Linked DNA regions of Homo sapiens: all the other regions are linked to region 1. Evidence: chromatin loops called from intact Hi-C (ENCODE). Cell type or tissue: psoas muscle. All regions are shown on one strand.

What was found. Peaks named below come from ENCODE experiments on the same cell type or tissue, not always from the same donor. Only the 100,000 strongest peaks of a DNase experiment are listed, where the experiment ranks them.
Region 2: it touches region 1 in a loop (4-fold over the local background); 16 of 110 quality-filtered maps call a loop at or near these places.
Region 3: a loop joins it to region 1, with 9 times the contacts of the local background. A loop is called at or near these places in 27 of 110 quality-filtered maps.

What each region holds. Positions count from the first base shown.
Region 1 is chr1:30,706,784-30,709,283 of GRCh38, forward strand. It overlaps LOC124903888 (a long non-coding RNA gene), which reads right to left. Exons shown (of 2, transcript XR_007065565.1): 2 at 1,663-1,908. Among named protein-coding and RNA genes, the nearest start is that of MATN1-AS1, 11 kb to the right of the region's middle. RefSeq lists an enhancer at 1,079-1,579. In psoas muscle, a CTCF peak has its summit at 1,515 (motif pointing left); a DNase peak (open chromatin) is centred at 1,478.
Region 2 is chr1:30,524,772-30,527,271 of GRCh38, forward strand. No RefSeq gene overlaps it. Among named protein-coding and RNA genes, the nearest start is that of MATN1-AS1, 190 kb to the right of the region's middle. In psoas muscle, no CTCF peak of the experiment used is centred here; a DNase peak (open chromatin) is centred at 1,400; H3K27ac peaks cover 2,500 bases.
Region 3 is chr1:28,892,707-28,895,206 of GRCh38, forward strand. It overlaps a transcript of EPB41 not described here. Among named protein-coding and RNA genes, the nearest start is that of EPB41, 21 kb to the right of the region's middle. In psoas muscle, a CTCF peak has its summit at 1,180; no DNase peak of the experiment used is centred here.

The sequences.
Region 1 (2,500 bases):
GCGGTGTCATCAGTGGAACAGAGCTCAGAGAGGGTCAGGGACTTCCCGAGGTCACTCAGGGCCTGAGTTTGGAGCCACATGTCACACCCCGGTCTGGGCACAGTTCCCTGGAGACTCCTTAAATCAGGGTGCCTGGGACTCTGCATTTGAAAGCCTCCTCAGGACAGCAGTCTGCACTGGGGAAACACAGAGAGAACTCCAGTTTCCGAGAAGAATCGGTGAGGGGAACTTCAACCTCCCCAGAGTCTCTGAAAATCAGGCACCCAGCATGGAGCTAGGAGCTCGGCCCAGCCCCATGGATGGCCTGGCTTGCTGGCCACACAGTGATAATCAGGCCCCATGCCCTGTGCTGAATAAGCCCCTCTGCTCCCTTAGTGCCCCCACCCCACCCCAGCTGCTCTCCCATCCCTGGTCTGGGCGCTGGCACATGCCCCCCACCACCCACCTTCACATCACTCTCTAGACACTCCCTGGACCATCCCCCTGACTCCGCCTTACAGCAGACTCTCCATCACCCTTATGGGACAGGGCAGGTGCTTGCACCTCACGTGGAAGGGGAAGGACAGAGAGAAGCCACGTGAGATACCGCACACCCTGGAGGGGCAAAGGGAAGGGAGACGCTTTGACCTGGTGTAGGTTTTCCATGAGGGAGGAAAGACAGCTCGGAATTTGGAGGAGAGGCTGCCTCCTCCTTGAAGCCCTGGTGTGAACTTGTGATCTGAGCCTCCAGCCTGGGCCCAGACCCTTCGCTGCTGTCGCCACAAGGGTGCACCTTCGTCTCAACAGCTAGGGCGCCCGGCCCATGCTCTGTGCTTTGCACACATCCCCTCAGTTCACAGTCTCCCCCAGTGAAAGGGGAATCATTCTCCCCATCTCCCAGGGGAGCAAACTGAGCCCCAGAGCTGTAGTCACATGACCACGGCCATAGGGCACACCAGGGACAGAGCCTATTCACGCCAGGGCTTTGGATGGCAGAGTCCGTGGTCCCTCCAAGGTGCCTGTGTTGGGCTCCCTTCGACACCTCTGTTTGGTGTCTCTAGTATCCCCCTCCCCCACCAGGCTGCAGCTATTTTTGGCTTGAAGGCACTTATATTCTGATTTGGGGACAAAGGACAATTTGTCCATAGGAACGAGGGAGGGTAGGGCACAGGAAGATACCTCCTTGGGGTGCTCCTTCCTGGCCCCCACTGCACCCCAACGCTCAGATCTGAGCTGCCACCCCCTGCTCCAGCAAATCCTCTGGACATGCCCCTCCAGGGCATCTCAGAGTGAGGCATGGGATAGCAAGGCCAGCTGCAGTTGGGGAGGATACAACCGTTCCCATGAGAGAAGTCACCACCCACTCAGGAGCCTTTGGGAAGGAGGTTGGGAAGGAGGGGATTAAAGAGATTAGATTAAGTGCGACAGGTGCCACAGTGACAGGGACCAGCCCAGCTCACAGCCATGAAGCCCGAGCCCCATCCCCCAGCAAGGCCTGCTCACCCCATTCCTGGGCCAATGGTGCCATCCTGTGGCCAGCTTCCTCCCTAGCAGCCTCAAAGCCAGCCATTCCGGCCCCATTCAAACCACATAATTCCACCGTGGTCATCATTTCACTACGTGTATCAAAACATCCCGCTGTACACCTTCACTATAGACAAGACAAAATAAAGACAGAATAAATAAATTTTTAAAAAAATTTCAATCCATAATTCCAAGGTCCAAGGCAGTCCCTGAGATGATTTTGCCCCGCGTCAGCAGTCCATTTCACAGATGGGCAAACAGGCTCAGAAAGCATCAGCCGAGGCACAGTAAAGGGTGAACAGGGACAGCAGGAACTTCAGAGTCCAACAGGCTCAGCTTCAAATTGCAGCTCCACTACGCCATGACTCAGATGAGTCTCTTCCCGTCTCCAAGCCTGTGTGTCATCTGTAAAATGGGGCTGATAACCATACTGGCTTCACCTCGTGCTTGTGAACTGTTAAGTAGCATGCAGGTCTTTGCCATCATGATTGTGTAGGAATGTCCACCTGTCTGACTCCAGGCCCCACCTGGCACCGTGCACAAGTTCAGAATCAAGTCTGAAACCACAGGCCTGGACCATGTTCACACTGCGCTCCTCCAGGGCAAAGGCCAGGGCACCCCCCACCCCCACCCCCTGCCAAATACAGCTTCCCGGTATGTTCCTCAGCACTTCTGTGTCTGCGATGCTCCCACACTTCCTTTGCCCCTTCCTTCATAGTCAGGCTCCTGTGAGAAAGTAGGGCCATGATTGCAGAAACAGACAGTCTGCTCATTGCTGGGGCCCTGGGGCCTGAGCCAGTGCCTGACACAGAGCAGGTGCTCAGTAAATCACTGTTGGGTGAGTAAATCAATGAATGATTTACTTTTGGTCCCCCCTCTCACATGCAATTACGCCATTATTCCTTTTTAACATCATATTCACTTGTCAATGCATGGCTGTACTAGGTCAGCTCAGTTAGCACTGTGGCTGACAGCACCTGACTCAGGAGTCTGTGAG
Region 2 (2,500 bases), 180 kb before region 1:
GAAGGAGAAGGTACTGGATGTGCAGAGGTGCCACTGCTGCAGCACTGAAGACAAGAGCAGCAAGTCAAACCAGGAGGAACAGTGGCTGGGGCAGCTCCTGGATTTCAAAGGAGGAGCCAGCATCCAGTTCCATGGGGCCTGAGCTGGGCCGAGTGCTCCCTCCAGGGCAGGGAGAGCATCTGGCCAAGGTCAGGGGCCAGTCGCTGGTTGTGGACAAGTGGGGCCGCCTCCAGTGTCTGCCCCTCCAAGAGTTTCTGCCGTGGAAGTCAGTCGGTTTCCCCAGTGAATAATCAGGACACCATCAAGACAAGATCATGGGACACATGTGAGGAACAGAAGCTCAGTGTTCCTCCCCCACACGCCCACATGAGCTAGCCCAGCGCTAATGCTGCTCTGCCCTAGACCAGCCAGGCCTGGGGTGAGCCGCTGGTGTGAGGGGCATCAGGAATGGGGGCCGCTTATGCAGAGGGATTCTGAAGCCGCATAGAAAGCTTACCCTGGGGGGAAATAAAAAAAGGAAGTTAACCCATCATCTTACAACTGAGCCCCAAATTCTGCTGAAGAAGAAAGAGGAGGAGGAGGGAAAGAAAGAGTAGGAGGAAGGGGAGGAGGAGGATAAGAAAGAGGGGGAGAGAGAGGAAGAGAAGGAAGGGAAGGAGGAAGAGGAAGAGGAGGAAAGGGAGGAGGAGGAGGAAGAGAAACAGGAAGAGGAACAGAGGGAAGAAGAAGAGGAGGAGGAAATTCTCTGATGTGTGCCCCATGATGGTTTATGAAGTGCTTTCTCTTTGAAACCCCATGTGGCCCCCACAACCCTCTTTGAACCACGTGAGGCAGAATCCTAGGAGGAAACTGAGGACCAGGGAGGTCCGCACAGTTAGTAGGAGGCACAGCTGGGACTGGAGCCCAGGCCTCCGGACCCCCAGTTGAAGGTTTAATCTCATGAAGCCACAAAGAGTCACAAAGCTCTTTCACAGCCATGTGCTAGCCCCACCCCAGAACAGAGGCCCATCTCCCTGAGTGGTAGAGGAGGCATTCCCAGGGAGGGGGAGGAGAGAGGGAACTCCTGGGTCTGTGTGTCTGCGAGCCCCCGCCCAGCTTCCACACATAGCACAGGCCCTGGCAGGCTAGTGAGGGTGCAGGTGAATGAGGCTTAAATGGGAGTCCATCAGGATCCTTGGGCATAGCACCAGGCAGAGGCAGGAGCCGAGAGGGGAGTGAGTGGACAGGAGCCACTGTGGCATCAGATTCAAGTGTGTCCATCAGTCCCAAACAGTATTAGAGACCTGCCAGAGCCAGCCACGTGTCCCCGCCCAGCTCGGGACATTTCAGGCTCCAGCAGTGACAACTGCTCTGTTTCTGTCAAGGTCCAGCTGTTTTAATGGAGACTTTAAATAATCCCTCTGCTGCCAATAAATTTATGTCATGGTGTTCCAGCCACAGCCAGGCTCTTGTTTCATGAGTCATCCCTGGTCGGCTGGTTCAGAGGGAACCCCCGGCTGGTGCAATGAAGGAAGGACCAGGTCAGCCTTCTGCCCCTTGTCGGGTGTCAGGAAAGGATCTCACACACCCACACTATGGCTCTAGGGCTCCATCTTCCAGAGTGACCAGTGATCAGCATTAATAGTAATCCTGCCTGGGGCCCCTCAGCTGGAATCCTGCCCGAATCCAAAGAGAGGACTTTTCCCTTGATCGTGTCCCTCTGAAGCTGAGAAAGGAGAGAGACTCCGTGACATCCTGGAGGACATGGTGGAGCCCAGGGCCTGGAGGCCACCATGCATCTGCAGGGCAGGGGTGGGGCAGGTGGTCACAGGAAACATGGGCAGAGAGGGCTGGAAGCTGGAAAGTACAGGAATGGGGAAGCCAACCAGGTGGGCAGGGGTGGTCATCAGCCACAGAGCCCACCCAGAACAGAGGCCGAGCCCAGCCTAGGGTTGGGAGAGGGTCTCTGGGATCAGACTCCCTGGGTTCAAGTGAGTCCCTGGGTTCAAGAGGTTCACTACCTCTACCACCGACTAGCTGTGTGACCTTGAGGAAGTCACTTAACCTCTCTGTGCCTCAGCCATATGAGCGTTAAATAAGATAAAATACATAAAGTGCTGAAAGCAATACCTGGCCATGGTGATCATTCATGAGGGCTGCTATTGGGCAGGTTCCTCATGTTCACCCTCCCCCTGCCTGTCTGTTCTTCAAGGGGTGGTCATCCCTGATGCTGCAGAAAAGCATCCAAACTGAAGGGCACAGGGCTGGTGGAGATTTAGACAAAGGGAGCCTGAACTGGGCCATCCTATCCCAAAGGAATGATTCTCCAGGATGCCCTCCCAGCATCTGTAGACTGGTCAGGCAGCTACTGTGGGTGGGCCTGGGATTTGCCCAGGGAGCTGGGGGGTTGCAGAGATCTGCCCTGGATCCCTGAAACCCGACCATGTGGGTGGCCTCTCCAGCCGTTTGTAACAACATTTCTCAACAAGCAACATCCCCATGAGGTAGGCAGGGTGCTTCC
Region 3 (2,500 bases), 1.8 Mb before region 1:
CAAACAAATAAACAAAACAAAACAAAACAAATGGCCCCAATGTCACAAAAGGTAGAGCCATAAATAGTGAAGTCAGGATTTTCCCAGGTTCTTTTTTTTTTTTTTTTTTTTTTTTGAGACAGAATCTTACTCTGTTGTCCAGGCTGGAGTGTAGTGGTGCGATCTTGGCTCACTGCAACCTCTGCCTCCCAGGTTCAAGCAATTCTTGTGCCTTAGCCTCCTGAGTAGCTGGGATTATAGGCACCCACCACCATGCCAGGCTAATTTTGTATTTTTGGAGAGACGGAGTTTCACCATGTTGGCCAGGCTGGTCTCAAACTCCTGGCTTCAAGTGATTTGCCTGCCTCGGCCTCCCAAAGTGCTGGGATTACAAGTGTCAGGTTCTTTTATTCTGAGATAGGGTCTCACTCTGTCGCCCAGGTTAGAGTACAATGGGGTGATCACGGCTCACTTCAGCCTTGACCTCCTGGGCTCAAGGGAGCCTCCTACCTAAGCCTCCTGAGTAGGTGGGACTCCACCACACACACCTAATTTTCATATTTTTTGTAGAGATGGGGTTTCCCCATGTTGCCTAGGCTGGTCTTGAACTCCTGAGCTCAAGCAAAACTCCCACCTCAGCCTCCCAAAGTGCTGGGATTATAGGTGTGAGGCACCGTGCCCGGCTGGCCCAGGTTCTTAAAGTCTCCTCCTTGACACAATCATCACAGTTGTAATTCAGTAGTTATTTACATGATTGTCTCCTCACTGCATTGTAAGCTCCATAAGTACAGGGGCCATGTCTGTCTTCTTCAGGCTGTATCCCCAACACCTGGCACACAGCAGGTGCTCAGTTAATGTTTGTTCACAGGGACGCTGCTGCCTCTAGTGGGCTGGGCCCTGGAGGCCTGATGAGCTGAGGGTGGATTATCAGATTATTGCTGACTAGGGCGTCTGCCCCAGCAAGACCCCAGAGGCAGAGGGAGGGCAGGGTTCCCTCCTGGCTCAGGCCCTGGCTGAAGAAGGGGACCCAAAGGGCTTTTTCTTTGGCTGTGCTGTGTGTCTCACTGCTGTCATTTGCTTCCATGTGCCACTGCGGTGATGGCTCCATGGCCTCTCCTGGACTGGCTGCGTGACCCCGACGGCTGCTTCTGGGTGAGTAATGGTTTGACTTAATGACTGCCACATGAGCTGATTTTAATGCATGTCCTGTGGCTCTGAGGCCACTGGGAGGCGTAAAGAGAGGCCCGGGGGTAGGGGTGGAAATGCTGAGAGAGGGCACTCTGTGATTTTAGGATCCTACCATAAGCAGGGCCTACCAATTAAACACACTGGGTGCTGATTTTTTGGTCACATGATACAATGCAAAGGTCTTTGGGGCAGACTGGGCTGGAATAGAATCCTTTTTCTGTTGCATACAGGTGGGTGATTCTTTGCATCTCAGTTTCACGTCTGCAAAATAAGAATATGAATACTTATGGGACACAAGTATATTTGTTCTTTTATTCATGTAAGCCCCACAAGGGCAGGGATTTTTGTTCATCTGTTCACCAGGTGCTGTATCTTCAGCGCCTAGGGTATAGTAGCACGTAGTAGGTGCTCACTGAATGTTTCCAAAGGAATGAAGATATTTATTGACTGTTTATGGTATACCTATCAATGTGCTTTGTATTGGATTAAATGGCTAATGGATATAAAGGGCCCAGCATGATAGGGGCTCAGTGAATGTGAATTCCCTATTTGCTCAATAGACTGTGACTTTCTTGGGGATCAGGGCTCTGGTAAAGTGAGCTCTGGGTCTTCTGAACTTAGTAAGGGGCCAAGTACCAAGCATGTATCAATCAGCACAGAGAGGGGCCTGGCAACTGGACTTCCTGGAGAGGGAGTGACAGAGCCTCTAGTTTTCATCAGAAGAGAGAGGCAGCTGGGAAGATCTGGGGCAGAAATGGGAGGGATGGGGAGGGACTCTGCCTTCTAGTACTGCCACTTTTCCTTGTCCAGGTGTGACCCTGGACAAGGCATGCTCTTCCCTGAGTCTTGGAGACCTCATCTGTGATGTACATATCACAACACTTTCCCCGCATAGGTGTGGGAAGGAGTTGATGAGAAGAGCCCACACAGGGCCCCATTTGGTAACTTCCCAGCCCTGGGCTCATTCTGGGATTCTGGGAGGGGACTATGTGTTCCTCTTTCTGGCTTTTTTCTCCTACTTTTAACTGCTCACCCAGCTGGGACTGGAATCCAAGGAGCCCCTGAACTTCCCAGCAGACTGGCCAGGGCCCTGGGATAAGGGCTGGGCTCTGCCTGGTGTGGGAGGAGCTGAGTGGAGGTTCCAGCTCTGCCACTCTCGCTGTGTGACTTGGTTCTGTAACCCCTTCTCTGCCTCGGTTGCCTTACCTGTAAAGTAGGGTTATTAAAAGACACCTCCCTTGAAGAATTGTTTAATTAGAAAATAGGTGGATTAGGCATTATTATCCATAATGCTATTTGGCTCTGGCTGAGGTGACTCTAGGGAGGGCCCTGA